Linked DNA regions of Homo sapiens: region 2 is linked to region 1. A link is an interaction called in ENCODE POLR2A ChIA-PET data of the cell type or tissue named here. Cell type or tissue: PC-3. All regions are shown on one strand. Links, peaks and the distances in the headings refer to the core of each region. The heading gives the core; the rest is flanking DNA. Region 1 overlaps PPME1 (protein phosphatase methylesterase 1). Region 2 overlaps PAAF1 (proteasomal ATPase associated factor 1).

Evidence for each region. ChIA-PET counts read pairs that join two places held together with the same protein. Peaks named below come from ENCODE experiments on the same cell type or tissue, not always from the same donor. Only the 100,000 strongest peaks of a DNase experiment are listed, where the experiment ranks them.
Region 2: POLR2A ChIA-PET joins it to region 1 with 5 read pairs; 2 of 35 experiments call an interaction of 5 or more read pairs at or near these places.

Annotation. Positions count from the first base shown.
Region 1 is chr11:74,180,058-74,196,727 of GRCh38, reverse strand. The region is part of intron 1 of PPME1 (protein phosphatase methylesterase 1); the gene reads right to left. Among named protein-coding and RNA genes, the nearest start is that of PPME1, 17 kb to the right of the region's middle. In PC-3, for the core only: no CTCF peak of the experiment used is centred there; no DNase peak of the experiment used is centred there.
Region 2 is chr11:73,879,368-73,896,037 of GRCh38, reverse strand. PAAF1 (proteasomal ATPase associated factor 1) reads right to left here. Exons shown (of 12, transcript NM_025155.3): 3 at 8,581-8,684; 4 at 4,837-4,926. Among named protein-coding and RNA genes, the nearest start is that of PAAF1, 11 kb to the right of the region's middle. In PC-3, for the core only: no CTCF peak of the experiment used is centred there; a DNase peak (open chromatin) is centred at 6,777.

The DNA.
Region 1 (16,670 bases), core at 11,513-16,512:
CTTAGAGTGGATATGTTCCTCCTCTTACTTTCGGGAACGTCCTACTCTGTCTATGGAGTAGCTGTTCTTTCACTTTACTTTCTTAGTAAACTTGCTTTTACTTTGCACTGTGGACTCGCCCTGAATTCTTTCTTGAGTGAGATCCAAGAACCCTCTCTTCAGGTCTGGATTGGGACCCCTTTCCTGTAACAAACTGATTTTCAACAAAGGGGCCAAGATAAATTCAATGGGGGATATGATATTGGGACAACTGGATATCCACATGCAAAAGTACAAATCCAGACCCCTTCCTCACACCATATACATAATTAACTCAAAGTGTATCATAAACCTAAATACAAGAGCTAAAACTATAAAACTCTGAGAAGTAAAAAACGAGTAAAACTCTGTGATCTTAGGTTAGGCAACAATTTCTTAGATACAACACCCAAAGCAGAAGTGATAAAAAAGACACAGGACTTGAACTTCATTAAAATAAAATCCTTTTCATTAAACTATATGCCATTTTCATACTATGGCTACATACAGAGAGAAATAAGCATAGTTTCATGGATAAGAACATGGGCTCTGAAGTCAGATTCTTTTAGTCTAAATTTCATTTCCAATAATTACAAGCTATGTGACTGTTGGCAAATTAATCTGTCTCAATTTCTTCAACTGTAAGCTTTGCAAAGTGATTATTAGTAAGTACTTCCTGTTAGTCATTATAGAAACACTGTTTATAGTTGAGCCACATGGTATACCAATTGTACTTCTTGTACAACTTTTTGCTTTTTTCCAGAATAATTGTCTTTTTAATTTTGTTTGCTTAGTTTTCTATTAAAGTGTCACTAACTGTTTCCCAAAACTTTTTGATAGGCAAAAGACATTAATATGCTTTTCCCTAAGGAGGAAACACAAACAGCCCATAAAGATATGAAAAGGTTTCCAATTTAAGATACATAAAATTTAAATTACAGTGAAGTATCATATTTCACATCCATCATGTTGACAAAATATAGGAAGCCAGACATTAACAGGTATTAACAAGGAAACAGGGAAGATTATTTGGAAAACTGTAAGGCATCACCTAATAAAATTAGACAGGTGTCCTTCAACCTGGTAATTTTACTTTACAGAGAACCTCCTGCACATAGGCATCAAAACACACATATAAGAATGTTTGTAGACACATGTCTATAAAAGCAAAGAATAAGAAGCAAGCTAAATATGCATCACCAATAGAATATACAAACTGTGATGTATCTGGGTAATAGAATATAGCATAGCAGTGAAAATAAATTTAAAAGTACATGAATCTGAAAAATACTTAGAGAAAGAAATAAGCACAGAAGACTGAATCCTGTATAATTCCATTAATAATAGTGTTCAAAAACAGGCAAAGCTAAATAATGTATTTTTAATGTATACATGCACAAGTGGTAAAACAATAAAGAAAAGCCAGGCACTGATTATCATGCAATTCAATACCAGTGTGGGAAACAGAGATGCTCTCGAGGAGAGACAAACAGGTTTCTAAGGTGCTGATAATGTTTTATTTCTTAAGCTAGGTGACGGACACATGAGAATTTATTATTCTTTGAACTGTACATATATACTTTACTTTTCTGTATGAGTATTTCACAATTTTAAACAAATAAAGCCTTTGAATTCTGTAAAACTTCTCTTAATATTTGGTCATTCACATTAAATAATCTACCAGGTCTATTTTTCACTCAAATTTCCATTTCTGGCATCCTCCATTCATCTGCTCCAAATAGGACTGCCTGCTGTCTGATATAATGAACTGCTAACAATTTAGTATCATCTCAGGAATTCTTCTTGCCTTTCACCTGTGTTGAATCCCTTATCCCATATCCCATATTTTTCTTGTTGTAGTCTCTTATTTTGATGAAACACATCCTCCATCAGCTTCATGAGAAAGGGACATTAATTTTGAAACTTTGCATGTTGAAAATAGCGTTCCCCATTTTCACACAATGACTGACAGTCTGCCTGAGTATAGACATCTTATATTAGGGACTGCTTCTGTCTATGGTAATTAATAGATCCAACTTGAGAAATATTGGCTAAAATTATATGTAAGTATTTGTGTGAAAAATATTATATAAATAGATGTTATATTTATACAATCATAGTGTATAATTATTAAATAATTATATATAATGATCTTATATATTGTAATTATATAGTCATTCGTTCTTCTTAAACGCATAGATGAGCTGGCAAGAAAGTAAGGAACAGGGAAGACCCAGGTCAAAAGTTAAGTAAGGTGGGAATCCAGAGAGGCACTTAGACCATTAAATCTGGCTTTTACCTTGATGGCATTTGCCAACTGTCTGAACTTGAAGTTTTGCGATGCACACAGAACAGGACACAAAGCCCGAGGTGGGAAGTCTTGCTGCGGAGCCCAGTAGGAAACCTTTCTCCATCAAGCTGGGATCCCAAAGAATCATAAGCTCAGTGAAAGGCTGAAACAGAATTAACTTTCTGCTTCTTACCACAATCTCAGGATTAAATTAAAAAATAAAAAATAAAATAAAAAAAGGCCTGTCTTAAAACTTAGCATTGAGAAGGGAGAAGCAAGAAAAAACAAAGACAGCTCTCAAACTGATATGGAGCTAAATACATATCATTTACATATCCCAAGAAGTTTCAAGATGAGAATGTAAAGTGGATCCAACTGGTAGTGCCCTCAGGACCCCCAAGAGAAACAAAGGCAAATCCTCTTTGAAGAATCAATCTTCATTCTAGGACTAAGAACTTTAAGAAAGTTCCAAGGCAAATGACCATCTCACAATCAAAAAGCATAAAATACGTGAGGAAACAGACCTGTAAAGAGTTCACATAAAGAAATTATCAAATACAATATAAAATAACTGCTTAACACATTTAAATGAACAGAAACTTGAAACAAGCTCCTAGAATGAAAAGAATTAAAATTAAAAAACAAATAGTCAAGTTTAACATATTAGACACAGCTAAGGAGAAGCGTAAACTAGTAGTGAATTTGTTCAGATACATCTAGATACATTTAGAATCCAAAATACAAATAGAAGATGGAAAATACAAAAGTTAAGAAATATGAAGGGAAGAGTAAATAAGTCTTAAATATGTCAAACTGAAGTTCTGAAAGGAAATAAAGACAGTGAAATAAAAGCAGTATTTGAAGAGGCCGTACAGGTTGAGTATCCCTCATCCAAAATGCTTGGGACCAGAAGGGTTTCAAATTTCAGTTTATTGTTTCCTTTTTAATTTTGGATTATCTGCATATACACAATGAGATATCCTGGAGATGGGACCTAAGTCTAAACACACAATTCATTTATGTTTAATAAAGACCTTATACACATGGCCTGGAGGTAATTTTAAACAATGTTTTTAATAATTTTGTGCACAAAACAAAGTTTGTGTAAACTGAACCATCAGAAAGCAACGGTGTCACTATCTTAGCCACCCATGTGGAAAATCTATGGTTGTTTGGCATCACCATCATTCCTGATTGAACTTACACGTTACTAATAATCATTTTTATTACACTTATTCACACATAAGTACTTAACAGTAAAAGATACAACATACCATTAATACAGTGAAAAAACATAATGTACTCAGGGTAACCAACCAGCACAGTAACATCACAGAACACCTCTACCAGTTATTAAATAAAAGCAACAACCAACAATGGCAGGCTTTCAGTCTCCCACCTACAATGTTGTGTTTGATTAAAAAGTTACTGAACACGGTATTTTATTTTTTTAGGTGAGAAGAAACATCAGAAGCAGCTGAGGGATGTGTTAAGTCTGTTCTTGCTGTAACATAATACCTGAGACTGGGTAATTTATAAAAAGGTTTAACTGGCTAATGGTTCTGCATGGTACCAGCATCTGTTCCTGGTAAGGGCCACAGGAAGCTTATAATCATGGTGGAAGGTGAAGTGGGAGCATCTGTGTCACAAGGTGAGAGCAGAAGCAAGAGAAGGGGGAGGTGCCACACTCTTTTTAAACAACCAGATCTGGAGAGAACTCAGGGCAAGAACTCACTCATTACCAAGGTGATGGCAATAAACCATTCATGAGGGATCTGCATCCATGATCCAACACCTCCCACTAGGCCCCACCTCCAGCATTGGGGATTACATTTCAACACGAGATTTGGAGGGTGCAAACATCCAAACCATATCATTCTGCCCCTGGCCCCTCAATTTCATCTCCTTCTCACATTGCAAAATACCATCACCCCTTCTCAATAGTTCCCCCAAAGTCTTAACTTGTTTCAGCATCAAGTCCAAAGTCCTAAGTCTCATCTAAGACTCATCTCCTTCCACCTATAAGGTGGAAGCAGCCTGAGATGTACTTATGAGCCTGTAAAACCAAAACAAATTATTTACTTCCAAGATACAATGGTGGTACATGCATTGGGTAAACATTCCCATTCCAAAATGGAGAAACTGGCTAAAAGAAAGGTGCTACAAGCCCTATGAAAGTCTGAAACCCAGCAGGGTAGTCATTAAATCTTAAAGCTCCAAAAATAATCTCTTTTGACTCCATGTCCCACATCCAGGGCACACTGGTGTGAGGGGTGGGCTCCCAAGGCCTTGGGCAGCTCTACCTATTGCTTGTAGGGTATAGCCCTGCCAGCTTTTCTCAGAGGTTAGAGCTGAGTGCCTGCAGCTTTTCCATGCTCAGGATGCAAGCTGCCGGTGGCTCTACCATTCTAAGGTTTGAAGTGTGGCAGCCCCTTTCCCACAATTCCACTAGGTGACGCTCCAGTGGGGTCTTTGACGGGGGCTCCAACCCCCCATTTCCCCTCAGCATTGCCCTAGCAAAGTTTCTCTGCAGGGGCTCTGCCCTTGCAGCAGGCTTCTACCTGGGCACCCTGGCTTTCTCATATATGCCCTGAAATCTAGGCAGAAGCTACCTAGCCTTCCTCACTCTCGCATTCTATGTGCATGCAGGCTTACCAACCACATGGAAGTGGTCAAGGCTTACAGTGCTTGTGCCCTCTAGAGCAGCGGCCCAAGCTGTGCCTGGGGCATTTTGAGCCCTGGCTGGAGCATGAGTAGCCAGGATACAAGGTGCAGAGTCCTGAGGCTGAGCAGGGCAGCAGTGCCCTGGGCTTGGGCCCTGAAACCATTCTCTCCTCCTAGGTCTCTGGACCTGTGATGAGAGGGACCTTCCCAAAGACATCTGAAACAACTTTGAAACCTTGCCCCCATTGTCTTAGATATTAACAATTGGTTCCCTTTTAGTCATGCAAATCTCTCTAGTAAGTGGTTACTCCAAAGCCCTCCTGGATTCCTCTTCTACCAGAGGGCCAGGTTGCAAGTTTTCCAAACATTTACAGTCTGCTCCCATTTTAAAATAAGTACCAACTTTGTTTTTTCTTCAGACAGGGTTTCACTCTGTTGTCCAGGCTAGAGTGCAGTGGCATGATCACAGCTCACTGCAGCTTCAATCTCCCAGACTTCAGTGATCATCCTGCCTCAGCCTCTGGACTAGCTGGGACTACTGGCATATACCACCACATCCAGCTGATAACTTCTTTTATTTTTAGTAGAAACGAAGTCTCACTATGTTGTCCAAGCTGGTCTCAAACTCCTGAACTCAAACAATCCTCCCACTTTGGCCTCCCAGTGCACCTGGCCTATAAAGTCGAACTTTAAGTCATTCCTTTGCTCCTGTATCTGATACCAGGCTGTGAGAAGCAGCCAGGTCACCTCTTGAATGCTTTGCTGCTTAGAAATTTCTTCTGCCAGATACTCTTGATCACTCTCAAGTTCAACTTTTTACAGGTTCCTATGGCATGAACAACACAATGCAGGCAAACTCTTTGCTAGGGCATAACATGATGACTTTTACTCCAGTTCCCAATAAACTCCTCATTTCCATCTGAGACCTCATTAGCCTGGCTTTCACTGTCCATATTTCTATCAGCATTTTGGTCAAAATTATTTAACCAAGTCTTTAAGAAGTTCCAAACTTTTCCTCATCTTCCTGTCTTCTTCTGAGTCCTCCAAACTCTTCCAACCTCTGCCCGTTATCCAGTTCCAAAACTGCTTCCACATTTTCAGTTATCTTTATAGCAACATCCTACTCTTCGGTATCAATTTTCTGTGTTGTCCATTCTTGCACTGCTATAAAGAAATACTTGAGGCTGGGTAATTGATAAAGAAAACAGGTTTATTTTGGCTTGGAGTTCTGCAGGCTGTACAAGAAGCATGCTACCAGTATCTGTTTCTGGTGAGGGCTTCAGAAGCTTACAATCACGGTGGAAGGTAAAGCTGGAGCAGCCACATCACATGGCAAGAGTGGGAGCCGACAGCAGGGATCTGCACCACTCTCTTTTAAACAACCTGATCTCGACTGAACTCAGAACCAGAACTCACTCATTACCAAGGGGATAGCACTAAGCCATTCATAAGGGATCTGCCCCCATGACCCAATACTTTCCACTGGGCCCTACCTCCAGCATTGGTGATTACATTTCAATGTAAGATTTGGAGGGGACAAACATTCTAACCCTATCAAGGGACCAGAAGGTGGGTCCTCTAGGGATGAGAATGCATGCTGCTAGGTGGCTTTCTAAAAATTTTTTTCCAGTCATCTGCTTCATTAACAATGGTTTTTGTCTTGAAAGTCTGTCTCTCATTTTATAAACTGACATCATTTCTTGCTCTGTTTTGACTTGTGTCATGTCAGCACTCAAAAAGTTTCAGATTTTGCAGCAGTGCAGATTTTCAGATTAGGAATGTTTAACCTGTGGCTGAAGTTTTCAGAACTGAGGAAACATCAAACTACAGATTCATGAAGCCCAGTGAATCACAAGATTTAAAGAGAAGTAATACATTATGGTAAAACTGTAGAACATTAAAGACAATTATCTTAAAAGTGGCCCTAACCCCCAAAATACTAAATGACATATGAGTAAATTTTGCTCATTTCAGCACTATTTGAAAGAGAAAAGGATGAAAAACACCCAATGGCCATCAACAGGAGACTGGCTGAATACACTGGGTTATGTCCATACAACAGAATACTATGCAACTGCAGGGAAAATAATGGAAAAGATTTCTGTGTACTAATAAGAAGTGATTAGAATATCTTAAATTTTAAAAACCAGTAGGCAAGCCAGGTGCAAGCTAGGTGCAGTGGCTCATGCCTGCAATCCCGGCACTTTGGGAGGCCGAGGTGGGTGGATTGCTTAAGCCTAGGGGTTTGAAACCAGCCTAGGCAACATGGCAAAACACTGTCTCTATGAAAAATACAAAAATTAGGGGGCACGGTGGTGCACACCTGCAGTCCCAACTATTAAGGAGGATGAGGTGGAAGAACAGCTTGAGCCCAGGGAGTCAAGGCTGCAGTGAGCCATGATCACGCCACTGCACATCAGCCTGGGTGACAGAGTGAGACCTTGTCTCAATAAATAAATAAATAAGTAAAGCAATATGCAGAACCATATGTATGCTATTTTATTTATTTATTATATTTTTTAATTTTAAATAGAGACAGGGTCTCACCACATTGCCCAGGCTGGTCTTGAACTCCTGAGCTCAAGTGATCTGCCTGCTTTGGCCTACCAAAGTGTTGGAATTACAGGTGTGAGCCAATGCACCTGGCCAATGTTATCTTTTATGTAAGGGGGAAATATAACTGTATGTTTACATATTTTGAAGTGCATTGATAAAAGCAGAGACTAATGAAAATAGTTACTTGTAGGATATTACAAACAAAAAAGCTATACTTTCCTGAATATATATTGTTTTATACTTCAACATTGTAGTCATGTAAATAATTTTTGTTTTATAAGCATGTTAAACACTTTGTACAAATCAATTACCACAATTAACATAAAAGAGAACAAATTACCTTAATGGTGTATTAAGAATTATTCCAAGTGACTTTAAAAACAATTATTTGACTGCACATCTTTAGTGGGATAAATATACTTTAAGGAAAAAAAAGAACTGAAAATAAATTTTAAACAGTATTCAGTAATCATATTGTTGGTTATTTTTAATGGTAGCACAGTTTGTTATTTTGAGCACCATATACATACATATTTGGATAAAGCAAATAGGTAGTTAGGTTAATGTCATTAGGAACCAAGACTTTCGTTGTTAAGGGAAGAGATAATTATATAAAAATCAAAAAAGTAAAAAACCCTATAATCTTAATTTTGAAATGAAAATGTCAGGGTGAACGCTTGATTCCTTTTGTCCTTCCTTTTGAAATATCAGTATGGGCTGGGCGCAGTGGCTCACCCCTGTAATCCCAGCACTTTGGGAGGCCGAGGCAGGCAGATCATGAGGTCAGGAGTTCAAGATCAGTCTGGCCAAGATGGTGAAACCCCATCTTTACTAAAAATACACAAATTAGCCAGGTGTGGTGGCAGGCGCCTGTAATCCCAGCTACTCAGAAGGCTGAGGCAGAGAATTGCTTGAAACCGGGAGGCGGAGGTTGCAGTGAGCCGAGATAGTGCCACTTTCACTCCAGCCTGGGTGAGAGCGAGACTCCATCTCAAAAAAAAAAAAAAAAGAGAAAAAGGAAGAAATATCAATATGAACTCACGATTCTAGATATGTCTACTACAAAGGCCTATAAGCAATAACCAGAATAGTAGCAATGAGTTAGTCTAGTGCCCAGATTGAGAGGTCTAAATACCATTTCCAGCTTCTGGAGGCAGCCTGTATTTCTTGGCTTACAGGTTCTTCCTCCACTTTAAAGCCGGCAAGCAACACAGCATCTTCAAATCTCTCAGGCTCTGACTTGGTCTTCTGTTTCCTTCTCTTTAAAAGACACCAGTGATTACACTGGGCTTACCCAAATAATCCATGATATTCTCTTTATTTTAAGGTCAGCTGATTAGCAACCTTAATTCCATTTGCAACCTTAATTCCTCTCTGCCATGTAAAATAACATATTCACAGGTTCCAGGGATTCAGACCTCAGCATCCTGGGGATGTTGTTATTCCACCTGCCACAGGTTGCTAAAGTCATTGTATTATTTCAGAAGAACAGCAGAGATATTGATTAAACTTGGACTTGTATATTACCTATACATGTTAAAATGTGTAGGGCAAAATCCTAAGGAATCCACTAAAAAAACCACAGGAACAATTTCAGTAGGGTTTCAGAAAATAAGACCAATATATAAAAATCAATTGTATTTCTGTAATTTGCAATTAACAATCCAAAAATAAAATCAAGAGGACAATTCTATTTACAATACCACTGATAAGAATAAAATATGCAGGAATAAATATAGCCAAATAAATGCAAGATTTAAACACTGAAAACTATGTAATACTGTTGAAGAAATTAAAAAAGACATAAAAAGAAAGACATCCAGTGTTCATGGATTAGAACACTGAGTATTATTAAGTTGGCAATACTTCTCAAATTGATCTATAGATTCAAAGCAATGCCTATCAAAATTACACCTGGTTTCTTTGCAGACGTTGACAAACTCACCCTAAAATTCATATGGAAATTCAAGGGACCCAAAATAAGTTTTTTAAAAAAGAACAAAGTTGGAAACATTATACTTCCTGATTTCGAAACTTACTACAAAAAGCTACAGTAATCAAAAGACAGTGTAGTACCAGTATACTGATCGATATATAAATCAATGATATAGAATTGAGGGTTCAAAAACAAACACATACATTTATGGTCAATTGACTTTTGACAAGGATGCCAAGATAACTGTATAGGAAAAGAAACCTTTTCAATTAAATCATACTGGGATAACTGGATATCCACATGCAAAAGAATGAAGTTGGACTCATTCCTCATATCATACATAAAAATTAACTCAAAATGGATCACAGACTTGCATGTATGAGCCAAAACTAGAAAACTCTTAGAAGAAAACTCTAAGCCCCCTTTCACAGGCACCTAGTACCTGGAATTCTTGAGCCTTTATAGGATAGTGATATGGATTAGCTTGCACTTTCATTCTCTTTCTACAAGTAGTTTTCAGTTTTCTCTTCTAAATATTTATCAACTTGCTTTCTAGCTTCCTAAATTTTGTTAGCATCTTATATCCCTACTCTTCTTTGTCCTTTAGCTTTATTCCTTTTTCCAAATTACTATAACTTAATGAAATTTGAGGAGACAATGGAGATAAACACAGGAATTAATTTCTACACCAAGCCTCTGGGGTAGCTATTATTATCCCCATTTTCCAAACGAGAAAACTAAGGCCAATGGAGTTTAAATAACTTGTCTAAGACCATGGGAAGTAGCTGAGCTAGAATCTGACTCTCAGGGTTATTTCCTTACCATTTTCAATACTATCCTCAAAATAATATTAAGTTCCCCATTCTTGAAATCATCAAAGCTGGCAATGAACACCCTGAAAATCCCTAGGAAGAGGACTGGTTCCTGCTGTAGGGATAGTAATGATTGGGAGAAGAACCTTGTAGCAAGGTTGAGCACCATATAGACTAAGAACAAAGTCAAGGTTTAGAACTATTATGATCATGATCACAGGGAGCTGAAGAGTGAAGTGAGAAGGAAGAATCAAGGAAAACTCTCAAGTTTTCCTGATGCCATTCACAGACAGAGAATACAGAAGGCCTTCTTAAAGAGTTCTAATTTATTAAATACTGATTTACCATGTGCTTGAAAATCCTAGCTCCCATTACTATTACTTTTCTGTGTTGAGCATCGTGGAATCCAAAAATGGAAACAGAAGCATTTCACAAAATGTCTTGCATTAAGCAGAACAGGACACGTACAGCCCAATATATGATGTGCTTTCAAGCAAATAAATGAAACCTTACCTCACTTAAAACCATCTTCAGATAAGATACTTAAGCCATAGGAACTTCCAACCTGCTGAGTCAGACCACATAAAAATATACTTTGCTTAAAGTGCATGGATAAACACAGACTGCTGTAGCACAGGGAGAACAGGTGTAATCTTATACCTTTGATAATAAAGAATTGTACTTTGCCTAAATTAGAAAATAAATTTTCTAAATTTTATTTCCACCTTTCACCCAACAGGAAAACAACATAATTATTAACTTCTTTTTCTACAACTCGAAAAGTTAAAAAAAAAAAAAAAAGATATAATGACAACTTTTCTAAAATGATCTGGCCTCAAACAAAAAAAAAAGCCACTGAAACACCATTAATGAAAGCAAGAGAACAGACAGAATACAGACTTTTTGATGTTTTGCAAAGGCTAATGCAGTTGCTTACCCTCAAAATCAACGTGTGTGGCATTACCCAATAGTCAGCATTTATGTAAGCTACTATTCTGCCAAAACAGCAAGAAAACAAGCAGGTTTCAAGTTTAAAAACCAATGAGGTTCATATAAAAGCCTCTAATGAAGTATATTTCAGACCAACAGCCATACGATCCCCTCCCCAGACTCATCTGAATGTCATGATGATCTAGAATAAAAGACATACTTCAGACCAGGCGCGGTGGCTCACACCTGTAATCCCAGCACTTTGGGAGGCCAAGGTGGGTGGATCACGAGGTCAGGAGTTCGAGACCAGCCTGACCAACATGGTGAAACCCCATCTCTACTAAAAATACAAAAATTAGCCGGTTGTGGTGACATGTGCCTGTAATCCCAGCTACTCAGGAGGCTGAGGCAGGAGAATCGCTTGAAGCCGGGAGGTGGAGGTTGCAGTGAGCTGAGATTGCGCCACTGCACTCCAGCCTGGGTGACAGAGTGAGACTCTGTCTCAAAAAAAAAAAAAAAAAAAAAAAAAAAAGACATACTTCATAAGCAAACAGTAAATATCATTAGGGCAATCATTTCAGAGCTTCTTTCCAGTCACAATTTGCTTATATAAGCAGCTAATTTAATCTCAATTCAATTGAAGAGACATTTTGAGTACATCCTGCATGGCAGGCCCTGATATACTTCCTAGGCACTAGGGAAACAAGCAGACTAGAAGTTCCCATTGATTAAAATTTAGTCCTTTCCTTCAAAGAGCTCATGCAGGGGGGAAATAGGTAAACAGTCACTGTACACTATGGCTATGAAATAATCCATCAGAGCTCATAAACGGCACACCCAGTCTTTCTTGTGGAACACATGTTAATATAATTAGATGGGAAAAGGATTCACAAGGATGATATCTGGCGTGAAGATTTTGTTAAATCAAATGCTATAAAAATTTAAAGTACCACCCTTACTAAACATCAATCTGGTTAGGGAAGAGGCAAAAGTACAAATCCTCTAATTACCCACAAAAGATTAGAATTCCCAATAATCAGTGAAAAAATGTTAGTATAGAGATTTTCCAACTTAAAAATGAGTTGATGGTGGGAATACCAAGACACATTTCTCCCAACAGTGTTATAAAATATTGGTAAATTCTATGAGTAGCTCCACTCCCAAGCCTACTTATCCATAATATGCTAAAATGCCATTTTTTATGAAACCCAGCTAATAATATAGTTCAGTTAATTAACAGAGAAAAACTCAATTAAAAGTGGTTTTTATATATAATGAACAATGGTTCTTATGCTTAAGGAAAAGCTGTTTAATTAAAGGAATGAAAAGGATTAAATGAAACAAGCTAGACATGTATATGTACTAGGCACTTTATAAGCATTATACAAATTTAATCCTCACAGCCACCTAAGATATATTTCTTAAAAGAATAAAGACAGAGAGATATAAATATGGAATCACAAAAGAATATAAATAGGGCACGAGTTCATTTTTGCAAGCTTTCAATAATCATATTTTTTAAATTTCACTCTAAGTCTATGGCTCCTCCCTCCCATTTACTTCTCTATTAAATTCAGGATGGACAATTCTAAACTATTGCTATTGGGAAAATGTGATGTTTCCATTGCATCTGAGTGTCATTCATTCACTCAACAAATGTTTATTGAGCTCCTAAATGCTAACTGCCTTAGGACAAGTAAATAACATACAAAAGGAGTTTACAATTAAGAAAACTAAACAAGCAGATCACAATCTTGTTGCTAGAATAGATGAAATACAGTATGTACAAGGCACCATCAATTTGTAAGATGAAAAGCTAAGAAAAAGAATTTGTAAGATGAAAAACTAAGAAAAAGAACTATCAAGTATGACACAATACTTTATCACTTAGAATTCATTTTACATTTTTTATATAAAAAAGAATTCATTCTATTTTTCTATAGAAGAAATAGCTCTTTTACACTTATATAGATCCATTATATATTACTTATGGAGACATATATATAATATATATAAATGAAAGCAGAATAAAATACTTAAGGTATTCCTGACCATTTCTTCATAGTTGGAGTCCCACTCTCTTTTGAATCACTTGGACCAATATAGTTTTCTGTGCCTCACAAGAACATTGGTGATGGAATGTTTCATATAACTAAACACCAGTTCATATGCCAGCTTTACAATTATTTAGAGCTATCTTACTTTTTTTGTTGTTGTTTTGTTTTGAGACAGGGTCTCCCTCTGTCATCCAGGCTGGAGTACAGTGTCACGATCATGGCTCACTGCAATCTCAACCTCCTGGGCTCAATTCATCCTCCCACCTCAGCCTCTCCAGTGGCTGGGACTATAGGGACATGCTACCATGCCTGGCTAATTTTTTAACTTTTTGTAGCGATGTGGTCTCACTATGTTGCCCAGGCTGGTCTCAAATTCCTGGGCTCAAGCAATCCTCCCACCTCGAACTCCAAAAGTGCTGGGATTACAAGCGTGAGCCACTGCACCAGCCCGTACTTTTTTTTTTTTTTTTGGTAGAGACAAGGTCTAGCTATGTTGCCCAGGTTGGTCTTGAACTCCTGAGCTCAAGCAATCCTCCCACCTCAGCCTCCCAAAGTGTTGGGATTACAGGCATGAACCATGGTGCCTGGCCTCAGCCTTACTTTTGACTCTCACTTTAGGAATGTTGCTCAACCCACCCGATTGAACACCCACGCCTCCTCACAAGCATTCAGTTCCTAGTGGTTAAAAGAGCAGTCCAGTTTTACCTCTAAGAAGTTCTCAACATGTATACGTTTTGTAAATTTTGATTCTGGTTTTGGTGTTCACTTATGTTCAGGCAATGAGAACCATGTTAGAATTGTTACCTGACCAACAGCATTGTTAAGACACTATCTCCCAATGCTTTAGGAGGCCAAGGTGGGCAGATCTCTTGAGGTCAGGAGTTTGAGACCAGCCTGACCAACATGGTGAAACCCTGTCTCTACTAAAAATACAAAAATTAGCCAGGCGTGGTGGCACACACCTGTAAACCCAGCTACTCGGGTGGCTGAGGCAGAAGGGTTGCTTGGACCTGTGAGGCAGAGGTTGCAGTGAACCGAGATCATGCCACTGCACTCCAGCCTGGGTGACAGAGTGAGAACTCTGTCTCAAAAAAAAAAAGACATTATCAATTTAAATGTAAAAAAGAAATGTATCTTAGAATTGAGGAAATACAGTAAGTTTCCATTAGACAGTTTTCCAATTTAAATAATATTTCTACACATAAATCATCTCATTTTCTCCTCAAAAATTCTATGAGGCTAGCATTATTATCTACATTTAAAAAAAAATAAAGTCAAGTTTGCACCAGTTAAGCGGTAAGTAGTAAAGCCAGGAAGAGAATCCTAGTTTGTTGATTTTAAAACCTACCTTCCTTCTACTACAAGACAGTAGAAGTATAGAACTAACTGGGTTGGCAAACTACAGCCTACGGGAAATCCAGCCCACCACCTATTTTTGCATGGCCCAGGATCAGAGAATGATCTTTACATTTTTAAAAGGTGGAGGGCAGGGGGAGAAGAGAGACTAATGACATGTGGAAATTATGTGGAATTCAAATTTCAGTGTCCATAAAGTGTTGTTAGAACACAGACACATTCAGTTACATATTGTCTGTGGCTACTTTCACTCTAAAACAGCAGAGCTGAGTAGCTGCAACAGAGACTAACATGGCCCACAAAGCCTAAAATACTATCTGGCTTTTAACAGAAAATGTTTGCTGATTCCTGGTAAAATGACAGGTGCCACCAAAGGACAGAAAATAGAAAAATCGGTGCAAGCTGGACTGATCAGAAAAAGCCTCAGAACTTTATTTTAAATGAATTTGTGCTATGTGTCCATTAAATTAAATTTTACAAAAACATTTAACTGTGTTACAGTAGAAAGCACAAAGAAACAAAGGTCCTTGCACTACAGGAGTTCTAAATGTTATTGAGGAAACACACAAAAATCTGCATAAAATTATCTTCGATAAGTCTGACACAGTAACAGTGAAAAAGTACAATACCAATGCAAACAATTGATGAGTGGAGATGCCAAAATTGTTATAGGTGCTCAGAGAAGAGAGAGCAAATGAATGAACTAAAGTAGTCTGAAAGTGCTTCATGAGTTTTAAAGATGGATAGGAGTTGAAAAAGTGGGCCGGGCGCGGTGGCTCACGCCTGTAATCCCAGCACTTTGGGAGGCCGAGGCGGGTGGATCATGAGGTCAGGAGATCGAGACCATCCTGGCTAACAAGGTGAAACCCCGTCTCTACTAAAAATACAAAAAAAAAATTAGCCGGGCGCGGTGGCAGGCGCCTGTAGTCCCAGCTACTCGGGAGGCTGAGGCAGGAGAATGGCGTGAACCCGGGAAGCGGAGCTTGCAGTGAGCCGAGATTGCGCCACTGCAGTCCGCAGTCCGACCTGGGCGACAAAGCGAGACTCCGTCTCAAAAAAAAAAAAAAAAAAAAAAAAAGTGAAGAAAATGGAAGGCATTGCCAACAAAATAAACTTGGCAATTGTTAAGTGCAAGAAACACTTAGGAAATTACCACTGCTTAGGACATGACTTTGGAGCGCTTTTAACACTAGCCTTTAATGGTGGACCACTTGCTCTGGTCCCTAAACTTGGTGAAGGTGCTTGGAAAATAGTCTTCGCTCTTAGAGAATAAGTGATAAATTGGGCAAGGGCAGAAAAATTGAATACTATAAAATAAGGCTAGTGTGAAAATAATTGCTAATTGACATTTGCTGTCTTATAATAGTGGACTTGCTTTCAGGTTTGGGGAATCAAAGAGGAAGACATAAATTGTCAAATTTTGATAAAATAAAAGTAACAAGCCTGAATCTGTACATATCATGAGACCTATTACAAGCCTATTACAAGACCTATTACAAGAGTTTCGACCATATAATTATTTTAAATCTCAAAGTAACATATTGTAAACACAATACATTTTACCTAAAAGCTGGTATTGAAATAGAGATTCTATTATTCTATGAAGTATAACCGCTTTTAGGAGAAAGGCAGTATAGCCCTAGTTATACCATCTTAAGGGAACTGATGGGGAAATAACGTTGTTCTTATAGAACGGGGTTAAATAGGCCAGGATTTGGGTTTCTCGTTCAGTTAGCACTAAAGGAGACAGCATTCTAAGCACCAGCAAAATTCAGACACAATTCCTACCCTTATGAACCTCAACAGTTTTGAGGAATACACAGTTGACCAATAATTACAATTCAGAGGACTAAGGAGAATAGAGAATGTTCTGCTTGTCTACAATGTGATATGCCTACTAGGAGATAATGACCAAAACCAACAAAATTATATGATCAAATCCTAAGGAAAGCCAGGAGGAAGGAGAGAAAGGGGAGAAAGGGAAGGAGGAAAAACCTTCCTTGCCTAGAGAACAATAACCAAGAAATGTAAGTTGTATGTTTTTACATGAA
Region 2 (16,670 bases), core at 4,716-9,715, 290 kb after region 1:
TCTCAGGAACAAGTGATCCTCCTGCCTGAGCTTCCCAATAGCTGAGATTACAAACATGGGCTGGCATGTCCAGCTAATTTTTTAACTTTTTTTTGGAGAGATGGGGTCCCCCTATGTTGCCCAGGGTGGTCTTGAACTCCTGGGCTCAAGCTATCCTTCTGCCTTGGCCTCCCAAAGTGCTAGGATCACAGGCGTGAGCCACCGCGCCCAGCCTCACTTTTGTAATTTCAGTATCAGCAATCACTTCATGCATAAGCCATTATCAGAATAACAAATCTTTTATACACATGCATACATGTACACTTTTATTAAAAAACAACCAGCTGCAAATGCTCCAGAAATGATGGACCAAGATATGCAATTCCAGACACATTCCCAGCAACAATAATTCCCACATAAGTTATTAAGAAAAAAGTAGGGACTTTGGCTTTAATTATCCAACTTTCCATTTTACTTTGTTCTATGTCAATTAAACCATAATAAATAAGTTTGGGAAGAACTATAGGGATATATCCATCAACTCTAACATTTTCTAAGACTTTTCTTCTTCATTTTGCTTCCTCGGAATAAAAGGACTGCTAACTTAGTAGTGGATCCTTTACTTGTAAGCAACATACTTCAGGTTCTGTCCTGATACAGGTGGTATCTATCCAATTGCTTGCTGGTAGGCAGTGAACACCTAGGCTAGACTGGAAACCTCAAACTGAACATGTCCAAAGAAAACTTTTATTTCCCCTGCCCCATCCCAATACAACTCCTCCTCCTCCAATTAGTAAATGGAACACAATTCACCTACTTCTCAGGCCAAAATTTTTTGAATCATCCCAACTCCTCCTTTTCTCTCATACTTAACATCCAAGTCATCAGCAAATCACGTCTAGTCCCACATCTCTAGCATGTAAGATCTATAAGGGCAGTTTTATTTATTTTATTCAGTATCCAGAAGACTGGCTGAAATATAGTAGGTGATTAATAAATGGATGAATCATCTTTCAGTAAGCTCAAATAAAAAGAGAATAAGAAATAGAAAAGGAGCACAGTTATGTTTGTTTTTGAGACATGGTCTCACTCTGTCACCCAGCCTGGAATGCAATGGCACAATCACAGCTCACTGCAGCCCTGACCTCCTAGGCTCAAGCAATCCTTCCATCCCAGCCTCTCGAGCAGCTGGGACTACAGGCACACACTACCACATCCAGCTAATTTTATTTTTTGAGACAGAGTCTTGCTCAGTAACACAGGCTGGAGTGCAGTGGCGCAACCTCGGCTCACTGCAACCTCTGCCTCCTGGGTTCAAGCGATTCTTGTGCCTTAGCCTCCGGAGTAGCTGGGATTACAGGCGTGTGCCACCATGCCCAGCTGATTTTTTTTTTATTTTTATTTTTTTTAGTAGATTTTTTTTTATTATTATACTTTAAGTTTTAGGGTACACGTGCACAATGTGCAGGTTAGTTACATATGTATACATGTGCCATGCTGGTGTGCTGCACCCATTAACTCGTCATTTAACATTAGGTACATCTCCTAATGCTATCCCTTCCCTCCGATTTTTATATTTTTAGTAGAGATGGGGTTTCATTATGTTGGCCAGGCTGGTCTTGAATTCCTGGCCTCAATTGATCTGCCCACCCCAGCCTCCCAAAGTGATGGGATTACAGGTGTGAGCCACTACAACCAGCCTATTTTGTTTATTTTTTTGTAGAGACAAGGTCTCACTATGTTGCCTAGGCTGGTCTCAAACTCCTGGGCTCAAGTGATCCTCCTGCCTTGGACTCCCAGAGTGCTGGGTACAGGCATGGGCCACTGTGCCTAGCCTGTAAATGATTTTTAAAATGACTTACTTCTCAAAAGGTGAGCGGCATTCCCAACTCTCCCAAGAGGTGAATTGCCTTCTCCCTCAGTTAAAGCAGAAAATAATAAAAAATGATGTATAAAGGCCAGGCACAGTGGCTTATACCTATAATCCCAGCATTTTGGGAAGCCAAGGAGAGAGGACTGCTTGAAGTCAGGAGTTTGAGACCAGCCTGGGCAACAGAGCAGGACTCCACCGCTACAAAAAATAAGAATAAAAATTTTTAAGCCAGGCGACTAGCTGGGACTACAGATGTACATCACCATACCTGGCTAACTTTTAATTTTTTTGTAGAGACGAGGTCTTACTATGTTGTCCAGGCTGGTCTTGAACTCTTGGGCTCAAGTGATTCTCCTTTCTGGGTCTCCCTAAGTGCTGGGATTATAAGCATGAGCCACCGCGCCCACGTTTAGTTTTTTCTTTCTTTTTTTTTTTTTTTTTTTTTTTGGAGACAGAGTTTCACTTTTGTCTCCCAGGCTGGAGTGCAATGGCGCAATCTTGGCTCACTGCAACCTCTGCCTCCCGCGTTCAAGCGATTCTCCTGCCTCAACCTCCCGAGTAGCTGGGATTATAGGTGCACGCCACCACGCCTGGCTAATTTTTGTATTTTTAACAGAGACGGGGTTTCGCCATGTTGTCCAGGCTGGTCTTGAACTCCTCACCTCAGGTGATTCACCTGCCTCGGCCTCCCAAAGTGCTGGGATTACAGGCATGAGCCACTGCGCCCAGCCTAGTTTTCAAATAAATAACTGCTTTCCGCTTTTCACATTCACATTTTATTGATTTAACATAAGATTTAATTAATTTATATAATTTCAAAAATAATATAACTGGCATTACAATTGACTCTTGATAAACTTTCAACCTAACGGTATGTTTTACAGAGGAAATGAAGAGCAACAATTGACTCTATACATCAGTTAAGCGGCAATGCATTAGAACACACCCAAAGCCTCATAATTCCCACACCCTATGACTTAGCAATTCCACTTTTACAAATGTATTCTAATTTCTTCCCATCTTTGGGAGCAAAACTTTAGCTATAAATGTATTCATAAAAATACAAAATCACAAAACTGGAAACACCTGAATGTCCAGTAATATAAAACTGTTAAATTAAATTATAGTAAACTCATCAATAGAATACCATGCAGCTCTTAGAAGGATACATTGAAAGACAGCATAGAATAATGGACATATAATTAAGTAATAAAAAGCAAGTTATAGGCTGGGCACGGTGGCTCACACCTGTAATCCCAGCACTCTGGGAGGCCGAGGTGGGCGGATCACAAGGTCAGGAGATTGAGACCATCCTGGCTAACACAGTGAAACCCCGTCTCTACTAAAAATACAAAAAAAATTAGCCGGGCGTGGTGGCAGGCACCTGTAATCCCAGCTATTCGGGAGGCTGAGGCAGAGAATGGTGTGAACCCAGGAGGTGGAGCTTGCAGTGAGCCGAGACTGCACCACTGCACTCCAGCCTGGGCAACAGAGCGAGACTCCATCTCAAAACAAAAACAAAACAAAACAAAAAGCAAGTTATAAAATAGCATGTAATGTAAAAACCCATTTTGGTAAAATATTTAAGGAAAAGACAGAGTATTAAGTAAAATAATGATATGTAGAGTTGCCACAGTGCTGGCTCATAGTAGGCAATCAATAAATGTGAGCTTTACTACTATGATTATTATTTAAAAGGGATATACAACAAAAGTTCCTAACAGTTATCTTTAGGATACAGAAATATGAGTGATTCTCCTTTTTTTACATGTCCTAAATTTTCATCACTAAGTATATATCTGTTTTGTAATAAGGGTGAAAAAGAGCTCTTTTTCTTTCTTTCTTTTTTTTTTTTTTTTTGGTGAGACAGTGTCTCATTCTGTTGCCCAGGCTGGAGTGCAGTGGCATGATCATGGCTCACTGCAGCCTCAACCTCCTGGGCTCAAGCAATCCTCCTACCTCAGCATTCAGAGTAGCTGGGACTACAACATGTGGCACCATGTCTGGCTAATTTTTGTATTTTTCTGTAGAGACAGAGTTTCACCATGTTGCTCAGGCTGGTCTTGAACTCCTGAGCTCAAGTGATCCACCCACCTCGGCCTCTCAAAGTGCTAGGATTACGGGCATGAGCCACTGTGCCTGGCCAAAAATTGCTCTTTTAAAAAACGTACCACACAGTAAGAAGTGAATGGCTTCAACATAATCAGTTTTATCTAGCAATTTCTCACTTCTGCTTCCAAGAAGCCCATGGTAGTAGAAAAGGCTTTATATCACAAAGACCTTTGAAAATTATTCCTCAATGTGGTATATTTGAAATTTTGAGAAAATATCCCTGTCCTATAGGAAAAGGAATAAAATATGAGCAGCAGCATTATTATATAAGCATCAACTATTACAAATTTATTTATTTTTATTTATTTTTTGGAGACAGAGTCCAGGCTGCAGTGCAGTGGCATAATCTCAGCTCACTGCAGCCTCCAACTCCTGGGCTCAAAAAATTCTCCCACCTCAGCCTCCTGAGTAGCTAGGACTACAGGTAAGTGCCACCACGCTCAGCTAATTTTTGTTTTTTTGTGGAGACAGGGTTTCACTCTGTTGCCCAGGCTGGTCTCAAACTCTTGGCCTCAAGTGATCCTCCTGCCTCTGCCTCCCAAAGTGCTAGGATTGCAGGTGTGAGCCACTGCACCTAGCCAAGCATCAAGTATTATATCATTATCTGAAAGCTGGTAACTCTCCTAAAACATATGTAAGGAAATTTCATATAATCTCTAAGATGACCAGTGAGTAGATTTGAACACATATTCTATGTGGACTAGAGTACCAGTTTTGCCAAACACATCAGACTTCATCAGCTGTATCATCTTACAATGCAAAGTAAATGAAAGACATATTAATTATGAATATGTTTATAGCACTAGACAAGCAAATAAAATGAAAAATTAACATGCTATTACATTTTCTCTTCATTTTATCAAAATACTTACACTCTTTGTATGAATTCTGGAAAAAGTAGTATATGGTGCCAAAAACTTAGAAGATGCATTTTCCTTTGGACATGAAATATGAATGCTTTTCTAAACAAAGAGGAAAAGATGAGATTCATCAGTAAAACTCCTCCAATGTATTATAATTAAAGCCTCTTAAAGAAAACATTAGGACTACAGGACATTCTCATCTTCTCAGTGTACCCTCTCTCGTTCTCCTTTCCCACCCCACAAAACTATCCCTCCCCCATAGATCAGCAGTCCTTTTAAACTGTTGAGGGCTACAGTGTAATTTGGTATTGCTAAGATGCCATTATCTTTTTGTGTTGAAATAAGCTGCTCCACAGAAGACAGACAAACAATATGATACAACCAATAAGCATTAGAGCATTCGTTTTAAGAAGAAAATCTAATACCAATACTCTCAATTAGCAGTGGGGCAAGGAACAGGATCAGTGCGAAGAGGACATAAAGAGATATAAGGAAACTCTTCAACACCATCCCCCAAACCTAGGTCTTAAAAGACAAGTCTAAAAGTAAACTTGCTGTCTACAAGAACTTTTAGAGAGAATGTTAGACTACTGACATTTACAATGACCAGATGAAATTGGTAAAGTAAATTATGGTACACCCATAAAATATGTAGGCCTGGGTCAGGCTTACGGTGCCTATTCCCTCCTAAGACTTAAATTGACTGTACATGTTCATAGACTGGTTGTTGTAACACAGCTATATTTTGATGCCCCATGTGTTCTACCTAGTCATTATCACCTGTCTTTCAACTACTGTAGGAAGATAACACTGGTGGCATATTAGGAAACTATACCTAGAACCAGATGTTAGATTCAGGAGACATGACTTGCTAAGGGCCATTTGTAACCATTTTAGGTAAGAATATTGGCGTTTGAAGGTAGCACGTGTAGAGGTAAAAAAAAGAAAAAGGCTTGGTAAACCCTCCCTCAAGGACTCTTGCAATATGACAGTCCCTTACTCTAACCAGCATAATACCAATACTATCACTTAAGTATAGATCTCCTATAAGGAACTGAGGAGCTGCACTCACCAAATGACCCCTAACCTTTTATCTCTTCTGCAGTAGTACTTCAAAGTCTCTGGTAATTCTTCAGGACAATGAAAATGTCTTCAATAATCAAAATTTTCTGAACCTCTTTATATCCAACAAGCACAGGTCCTCACAGTTCATTAGAAAGAATGGTTTCAAAGTCAAAATATTCTCATCATTGAATCAGTATGCTCTTTACAGATCATCTACTCCTTTAAAATGACAATTAGACTATCTACACAAACAGCACTTTCTTAGCCAGCATATCCATGCCTGGCTGCCTGCAGGCCTTTCACTAAATGAGTTTTTGCTTCTAACTGTGTGATAAAGCCCATATAGCTGCAAGAGTGCTGGCCTGGATTTGGAACTGCCTCTTGTACCAGAAACTAAAGCGTCAGCTAAATCCTCTTGGCTGAATATTCATATTAGCAAGGATGCAAGGAGCTTCAAAAGCTTAGTGTTTGGGCCTCTGTAAGAATTGGATTTGCTCTCAGAAGACTTCATTTCTTTGGAGCTATGTGACAGATTTCAATAATCAGTACTTTTCTCCTACTTTGCAGTCTTGCAAATCAATCTTTAATCCACAAACAGACTACAAAGGAAGATAAATGTTAAAATATCTTCCAACATTAGCAGTGGACAATCATGCTGTTAATGAAAATATTTTAAAGAAAAACTGCAAGAGAGATCAGAACAGACAAAATCCAAGGGGAAAAAGTGTGAGTATGCTGCACTAAGATAAAATTCTAAGTCAAACATTTTTATGCTCCAGGGTTAGACATTTAAGCATAATGACAGATCTACTGTTTAAGAGAACAATGTAGCAATATCAAATTAGCAAAGTGACTCATGGCAGTTAGGAAACAAATGAATGTTCAACCATAAGCACTTACTGTCTGAACCCACTCAGCAGGTTCACAGCAAAAATTAGCAATCATGTTTGAAGTGATAAAGACTGTATCCAGGTCTGAGTATGAAGGGAAGAAAGAAGTCAGCACCCAGGCTGTGCCAAAACACCTGGGAAAAACGTAGGCTTGCATGGTAGTGCTAAACTTGGAATCAACAGAACTGGGTTTCAATTCCAGCATACAGTCTGTCTTTGATTATTTGAGATTAATTAACCTCTCTGAGTTGGTTTGCTTATCTGCAAAATGGAAATTTAAAATGCCAATCCCACAGGATTGTTATGGTAAAAGAACCAAAACTAACTTCTGTAGTATTTTATAGATTCATCCACATGCAGTCTCATTCCCCATTAACCATTCTAGGAGGTAGAATAGGATCTCAGCTTTATTGATGAGGAAACTGAGACTCAGAGAACTAAGTTATTTGTCCAAAATCACACAGCTAATAAGTGTCAGAGTTAACTAAGACTTAGATCTTCTGATACCTATAATACCCATAGCTGTTTATGAAAAACAAATATAAAATATATAATAACATGTAGCCTACTACCTGGCCCAAAGAGAGTAATGAATGAACATTTGCTAAAAATCTTATGTAAAAAACAAAGTATTCTCTATTCTTGTCAGTATACCCAAAATATTTTTTATAACTAAAAAGTTTAATTACACAAAAAATGAAAAATGAAACAAAAGGCTGGTCCACCCTTACGGAATCATCTCACCAGAGCATACTAACTGCAGCAGTCAGAATGAGTAGGGAGAGGCAAATCATGGGTTCTCCAACGCTTTGCTTACCCATCTACTCACCTCAAAGACAAACAAGAAAAACTGTTAAGTACTATTAATGTAGGCTCTTCATCAAGGCCTCACCAGATATGGATTATAAGGCTACATTGTTCAGTGTAGTAGGTAATGGCCGTATCAGGCAACTGAGAACTACTTGGATATGGGCATCTATATTTTCAACTGTAAATTTTATAAAACCTAAATACAGATCAAGTATTTCTAATAAAAATTAGAGTCTGAGCTGAGATAAGCTGTAAAAGTAAAATATACATGGAGTTTTGAAGACTTAATAAGAAAAAGAAATGTAAAATATCTCTAATAATTTTTAGTATTATTTACAGGTTGAAATAATGTTTTAGATATACTGGGTTAGATCAAATATATTATTAAAATCAATTTCGCTTGGGCATGGTAGCTCACGCCTGTAATCTCAGCACTTTGGGAGGCCGAGACAGGTGGATCACGAGGTCAGGAGTTCGAGACCAGCCTGGCCAACATGGTGAAACCCCATCTCTACTAAAAATGCAAAAATTAGCTGGGTGTGGTGGCGGGCGCCCATAATCCCAGCTGCTAAGGAGGCTGAGGCAGGAGAATTGCTTGAACCCAGGAGACAGAAGTTGCAGTGAGCCAATATCATGCCATTGCACTCCAGCCTGGGCGACAGAGCAAGACTCCATCTCAAAAAACAAAACAAAATCAATTTCATTGTTTATTTTTATCTCTATAATGTGGCCACTAGAAAATTTTAAATTACACATGCATCTTGCATTATCAGAGCTGATATAAGGGAAGTAAGAGGAAGTCTGATGGCACTTAAAAGTATATGTAACTACAATAGAAAATACCAATGACACTCACAGACAGCAAAAACTATGATTCTCATACAAATGAAGTGGAGATACACAGATAATAGTATAAATATCTAAGGTAGATGTTTGGGTACTACCATAGTTTTAAATATCATGCCATCTAGAAGACATAAAAACATACCTTGTTTATTTCATTCACAGTAAATCCTTCTGAAGCTGTAACCTCTGGGATGCCATCTAGGCCAATTCCTTGACAAGTCAGGCTGCCATACAAAGATGGTTTCCCTATATGGTACAAAAGAAGCATGTCTCAAAAAATAAGAAAAATTTATTATTTTTCTCTTTGAAGACCCAATTCAGGCATCTGTATAAATAGTATACCCATGAAATTGGCCCACGAAAGAAAAACAGGTGCCTGTGTTAAAAGTCAGGTGAAGTAAAAAGAGAATTAGATTAGGTGTCTTAGTCTGTTTAGTGTTGCTATAAAGGAATACCTGAGGCTGGGTAATTTATAAAGAAAAGAGGTTTATTTGGCTCACGGTTCTGCAGACTGTACAAGAAGCATGGCACCAGCATCTGCTTCTGATGAGAGCCTCAGGCTGCTTCCACTCATGGCAGAAGGAGAAGGGGAGCCAGTGTATGCAGAGATCACATGGTGAGAGAGGAAGTAAGAGAGAGAAGGGAGATGCCAGGATCTTTTTAACAATCAGCTTTCTCAGGAAAGAACAGAGTGAGAACTCAGTCACTCTCACTCTCCAGGGAGGACATTAATCTATTCATGAGGGGTCTGCCCCCATGACCCAAACACCCCCCATTAGGCCCTACCTCCAACACTGAGGATTAAATTTCAACATGAGATTTGGAGGGGTCAAACATACACACTATAGCACTAAACTCTAATTTGAAAGGGAATACACTTTCAAGACTAAAATACATTTTCTTTTTTTTTTTTTTTTTTTTTTTTTTGAGATGGAGTCTTGCTCTGTCGCCCAGGCTGGAGTGCAGTGGCGTGATCTCAGCTCACTGGAATCTCCACCTCCTGGGTTCACACCATTCTCCTGCTTCAGCCTCCGAACAGCTGGGACTACAGGCACCCGCCACCATGTCGGCTAATTTTTTGTATTTTTAGTAGAGATGGGGTTTCACCATGTTAGCCAGAATGGACTCGATCTCCTGACCTCGTGATCCACTCGCCTCAGCCTCCCACAGTGCTGGGATTACAGGCGTGAGCCACCGCGCCTGGCCTGACTAAAATACATTTTCAAGACTAAAAGCTAAGAACAAAGATTTAGAGATTTGATACAGCATTTGTAGAGAGGGCTTTTAGAGTGATCTCAACCTGATGTAACTGGCTGTGAAATGTAATTCTTCCAGGATGAAAGGTGAAGATCAGTATGCATACATGTATTTATCTACAGTATATACACATAATACATAGTAAAGAATTAAGCTTCAGTAACCTGTAAAATTTGCCTAAGTAGAATACTGATTTTGCAGAGATATGGGCTAAGTAAGATACTATCCTACACATAAACACACGCAGATGATAGAATGAAGTTAAAAACTGTTTCCATTCTTCTTCTACACCTTATATATTCATGTCTATAACAGCCCATAACACACTGTTTACATGTCTGACTTGCCCAACAGACTGTGAAGTCCTTAAGTCTAGCAGGGTGCTACATTCATTTATTATTCAGTAAATAAATGTTGAGCCAAACTGAAGTTACAGGAGAGAAGCAGAAATCATCATGGATTCACACAAGAGTGGGAGGGATTTTTTTTTTTTTTTTTTTGAGATGGAGTTTCACTCTTGTCGCCCAGGCTGGAGTACAATGGCGTGATCTCAGCTCACTGCAACCTCCACCTCCTGGGTTCAAGCAGTTCTCATGACTCAGCCTCCCAAGTACCTGGGATTAAAGGCACGTGCCACCACACCTGGCTAATTTTTGTATTTTTAGTAGAGACGGGGTTTCACCATATTGGCCAGGCTGGTCTTGAGCTCCTCCCCTCAGGTGATCCACCCACCTCAACCTCCCGAAGTGCTGGGATTACAGGTGTGAGCCACCACGACCAGGCCGGGAGGGCTTTCTAGAGAGTATAGGAGCCTCAAAGAAAGATAGGAGCTGGCTAGGAAGAAAATAGGGAAAAGAAAACTCCAAGTCAAGGAGGAGCATATCAAGAATAAAAGAAAGTCAGCCGGGCATGGTGGCTCACACCTGTAATCTCAGCACTTTGGGAGCCCAAGGTGGGTGGATCACAAGGTCAGGAGTTCAAGACCAGCCTGGCCAACATAGTGAAACCTCTTCTCTACTAAAAATACAAAAATTAGCCAGGTGTGGTGGCACGTGCCTGTAGTCCCAGCTATGATACTCAGGAGGCTGAAGCAGGAGAATACCTTGAACCTGGCAAGCAGAGGTTGCAGTGAGCCGAGACCACGCCATTGCACTCCAGCCTGGGTGACAGAGTGAGACTCCATCTCAAAAAAAAAGAATATCACGCCTGTAATCCCAGCACTTTGGGAGGCCGAGGCGGGTGGATCACGAGGTCAGGAGATCGAGACCATCCCGGCTAAAACGGTGAAACCCCGTCTCTACTAAAAATACAAAAAATTAGCCGGGCGTAGTGGCGGGCGCCTGTAGTCCCAGCTACTTGGGAGGCTGAGGCAGGAGAATGGCGTGAACCCGGGAGGCGGAACTTGCAGTGAGCCGAGATCCCGCCACTGCACTCCAGCCTGGGCGACAGAGCGAGACTCCGTCTCAAAAAAAAAAAAAAGAATAAAAGAAAGTCAAAAAGAACAAGAAGGAAGGATTCATCAATTAATACACCAGTTTGGTAATAGCAGTCATGGAAATGATAGTTGAGGGATAAATCCCAGAGAAACTCAAAGTCTAGGGTAGAAGTTTGGCCTAGAGAAGACCTAGTAAAGACGCTTTTCACAGGGAAGTATCATGAAGCACTATTTCAGAAAGATGCCACAAAAACAGAACTGAAGCAACTTCACTTTTTATCCCACTCCATGATTCCCTATTGTGTTTACCAACTGCCTTAAGAAGTCTGGCCCTCATGGTGCATCATTTCAACCAATCACTCAATGACTTCTCCACATTTGTGGATGTATATATATGTATTTTTTTAATATTTGAGACAGGGTCTCGCTCTGTCACCCAGGCTGGAGTGCAGTGGTATGATCATGGTTCACTGCAGCCTCTATCTCCCAGAATCAAGGGATTCTCCCGCCTCAGCTTCCTGAGTAGCCTGCATGCCACCATGCCCAGCTATTTTTTTTATTTTTATTTTTAGTAGAGACAGAGTCTCACTATGTTGCTCAGACTGGTCTCGAACTGCTGGGCTCAAGCAATCCTTCTGCCTCAGCCTCCCAAAGTGCTTGGATTACAGGGTGAGTTACCCTGCCCAGCTGACTTCTCTACATTTGTGAAGTCACTAAAATGACCTCAGCCTTGGTTTTCTCTATATAATAGCAGAACTAGGATCAATCCAACCACTTACCTTCTACATTCCTACATGCAGGCTGCTGAGTACTGCTCCAGAAAAGAACACAACTGTGCCGACTGTCACCAATCCAATTCATGTTTCTAAACTCAGCAGTTTTGTAATCCTTTCACCCCTCCCATTCCCCACAGCAGCTGGTTCTCATGCCATCTATCCTGCCATCAAAATCTCCTTCCTTCATAATAGCCAAAAACTAGAAATATGTGTCCATTAATTGATGAATGGATAAACAAAATGTAGTATATCCATACAACAGAGTATTACCGGGCCACAAAAAGGAACGAAGTACTGATAAAAACAACAAATAGAAACATTATACTAAGTTGCCTGTAATCCCAGCACTTTGGGAGGCCGAGGTGGGAGGATCACTTGAGGCCAAGAGTTCAAGACCAGCCTGGCCAACATGTCGAAACCTCGTTCGTCTCTACTGAAAATACAAAAATTACCCGGGTGTGGTGGCAGGCGCCTGTAATCCCAACTACTCAGGAGGCTGAGGCACAAAAATCACTTGAACCTGGGAGGTGAAGGCTGCAGTGAGGAGCCGAGATTGTGCCACTATACTTCAGCCTAGACGACACAGTGAGACTCTCAAAAAAAAAAGAAAGAAAGAAACATTATACTAAGTGAAAGAAGTCACACAAAAGGCCATGTATTTTATGATTCCATTTATATGAAATGTCCAAAGTAGGCAAATCCACAGAGCTAGAAAGTAAACTAGTGGTTGCTAGGATTGGGGGGTGGAAAGTGACTGTTAATGGGTATAGACTGTTTTGGGGGTGATACTAGAAATAATATATGTAAAGTAACTAGCACATAGATAGCACACATTTTTATCTCAATAAAGCTGTTATTTAAAAACAAAAACAAGAAACAAGATGGTGGATCACACCTAGAGTCCCAGCTACTTGGGAGGCTGAGGGAGGATCACTGGAGACCAGGAGTTCAAATTCAGCACCTGGGAAACACAGCGAGACCCCATGTATTAAAAAATAAACACAGGAGTTCAAGACCAGCCTGGGCAACATAGTGAGACCTTGTCTCTACAAAAAATTTAAAAAATTAGCCAGGTATGGTAGTGCATGACTGTGGTCCCAGCTACTGAGGAGGCTGAAGTGGGAGGATCTCTTGAACCCAGGAGATCAAGGCTGCAGTAAGCCATAATCATGCAACTGTACTCCAGCCTGGGCAACAGGGCAAGACCCTGTCTCAAAAAAATAAGAACAGGCCAGGCACAGTGGCTCACGCCTGTAATCCCAGCACTTTGGGAGGCCGAGGTGGGCGGATCTCAAGGTCAGGAGTTCGAGACCATCCTGCTTAACACGGTGAAACCCCGTCTCTACTAAAAATACAAAAAAATTAGCTGGGCGTGGTGGCGGACACCTGTAATCCCAGCTACTTCGGAGGCTGAGGCAGAAGAATGGCATGAACCTGGAAGGCGGAGCTTGCAGTGAGCCGAGAACATGCCACTGCACTCCAGCCTGGGCAACAGAGCGAGACTCCGTCTCAAAAAAATTAGCCAGGCGTGGTGGCGCATGTCTGAAATCCCAGCTACTTGGGAGGCTGAGGCAGGAGAATCGCTTGAATCCAGGAGGTGGAGGTTGCAGTGAGCGGAGATCGCACCACTGCACTCCAGCCTGGGCGACAAGAGCGAAACTCCATCTCAAAAATAAATAAATAAATAAATAAATAATAAAAATAAAAATAAACACACACAGAAACAAAAACCACCCTCCTCCTTAAGAGTTGACATCATTAACTCCAATTCATAAAGAAAACTGAATCTACAAGTTACCTTCAAAAAAAAAAAAAAAAAAGTGCAGGCACGGTGCCTCACGCCTGTAATCCCAGCACTTTGGGAGGCCAGGGAGCGGATCACGAGGTCAGGAGATGGAGACCATCCTGACTAACACAGTGAAACCCCATCTCTACTAAAAATACAAAAAATTGCGGGGCACAGTGGCTCACGCCTGTAATCCCAGCACTTTGGGAGGCTGAGGCAGGCGGGTCACCTGAGGTTGGGAGTTCGAGACCAGCCTGACCAACATGGAGAAACTCTGTCTCTATTAAAAAAAAAAAATACAAAATTAGCCAGGCATGGTGGCACATGCTTGTAATCCCAGCTACTCGGGAGGCTGAGGCAGGAGAATTGCTTGAATCTGGGAGGCGGAGGTTGCAGTGAGCCAAGATGGCACCATTGCACTTCAGCCTGGACAACAAGAGCAAAGCTCCATCTCAAAAAAAAATACAAAAAATTAGCCGTGCATGGTAGCACGCGCCTGTAGTCCTAGCTACTTGGGAGGCTGAGGCTGGAGAATTGCTTGAACCCAGGAGGCAGAGGTTGCAGTGAGCCAAGATTGCACCACTGCACTCCAGCCTGGGCAACAGAGTGAGACTCCATCTCAAAAACAAACAAACAAACAAACAAAAAAACTCCTTGGTTGTTGAAGGTAGCTTGGTAATTTAAAACAACAACAACAACAACAACATTAAGTTTGTTGCTTTGTAAAGACTTGATAATGTTTTTTTAAAACTGTTTTAGGCCGGGGGCAGTGGCTCACACCTGTAACCCCAGCACTTTGGGAGGCCAAGGCGGGCGGATCACTTGAGCTCAGGAGTTCAAGACCAGCCTGGCCAACATGGTGAAACCCTGTCTCTACTAAAAATACAAAAATTAGCTGGGCATGGTAGTAGTCCCAGCTGTAGTCCCAGCTATTCAGGAGGCTGAGGCACAAGAATCCCTTGAACCTAGGACTGGAGGTTGCAGTGAGCTGAGATCATGCCACTGCATTCCAGCCTAGGTGACAGAGCTAGATTCTGTTTAAAAAATACTGCTTTAATAGTATGTATCGGCAAGAAAAATGCAAAATATTAGGGAAAAGATCTAAAAAAATATAAACCCCAGTTGATGTTTTGCTCTTAGATTGCTTTTTTAGCCTAAGTAAAGATTTGCCTTGCTTTAAAGAAACTGTGCCTTTTGGTTACAGTTTATTACAAGATAGCCAAGGTCCTTGTAATAATAAGTGGACTAATAAAGAGAAGGTGAATTTTAATGTATGTTTATATATTTTAGTTAAAATAAAATGTAGGTCTTTTGTGTATTTTTATTTTATTTATTTATTTATTTAGAGATGGAGTTTCGCTCTTGTTGCCCAGGCTGGAGTGCAATGGCACGATCTCCACTCACTGCAACCTCCACCTGCTGGGTTTAAGCGATTCTCCTGCCTCAGCCTTCCGAGTAGCTGGGATTACAGGCATGCACCACCACGCCCAGGTAATTTTTTGTATTTTTAGTAGAAACAGGGCTTCACCATGTTAGCCAGGCTGGTCTCAAACTCTTGACCTCAGGTGATCCGCCCGCCACAGCCTCCTAAAGTGCTAGGATCACAGGCGTGAGCTGCTGTGCCTGGCTTTTTTTTTTTTTTTTTTTTTTTTTTTTTTCGAGACAGAGTCTTGCTCAGTCATCCAAGCTGGAATGCGGTGGCACTATCTGGTCTCACTGCAAGCCCCGCCTCCCGGGTTCACTCCATTCTCCTGCCTCAGGCTCCCGAGTAGCTGGGACTACAGGGGCCCACCACCACATCCGGCTAATTTTTTGTATTTTTTTTTAGTAGAGCCACCGCACCTGGCTTTTTTTTTTTTTTTTAACTGAGACAGGGTTTTGCTCTGTCTCTCAGGCTGAAGTACAGTGGCACAATCCTAGCTCAAGCAGTTAGAATAGGATTTTTGAACATAATTAAGCACAATAAAATAGGTAAAATAAAATACAGTATTTTCCTTGAATTTTTATGTTAAGTATACATATGTATATGTGTGTGTGTATATATATATATTTGTGTATTTGTGTGTGTGTTTCTTTTTTTAGAGCCAGGGTCTCACTTTCTGGTCCAGGGTAGGAGACCACGCAGCATGATCACGGCTACCCTTGTCCAGGGTAGGAGGTCCAGTAGCATAATCACAGCTCACTGCAGCCTTGACTTGCTGGGCTTGAGCAATCCTCCCACCTCTGCCTCTTGAGTAGCTGGGACTACAGACACCCAACACCATGCCCAGCTAGTTTTATTTGCTGTAGACACGAGGTCTCCCTATGTCTCCCAGGCTGGTCTCAAGCAATCCTCCGCCTTGGCCTCCCAGAATGGTGGATGACAGGTATGAGCCCCCACGTCTGGCCTTATTTTTAAGATGATTGGCAAGTCACAGCACTATAAAGTCCATCCTTTATTCCACTGATATAAACAATAGTCTTTTTTTTTTTAATGATGGGGTCTCACTCTGTCACCCAGGCAAAAGTGCAATGGTTCGATCATAACTCACTGCAGCCTCAACCTCCCGGGCTCAAGAGATCCTCCTATTGCAGCCTCCCAAGTAGCTGGGACTACATGCGCATGCCACTATGCCTGACTAATTTTTTTTGTTTTTTATAGAGATGGGGAGGGGGTCTCACTTTGTTGCCCAGGCTGGTCTCGAACTCCTGAGCTCAAGTGATCCTCCTGCCTCAGCTTCCCAAAGTGCTAGGATTACAGGTGTGAGCCACTGTGCCTGGCCAAAACTTTATTTCTCATAGAAATACAATATATCAGCAGCATTTGAAATGAAAGATAATCAGCAAAACAAAACTTTCTTACAGAATTTAGAAGGAAGGTTGATTTGTTTTAGAATGGTACCACCTCGGTTACAATTTGAAAAGAATCCTGTGAATGATATAAGACTGTTGTTCAAAAGAAAAATTGATAAGACTTGGGAGCTTCCTGGATATGGCAG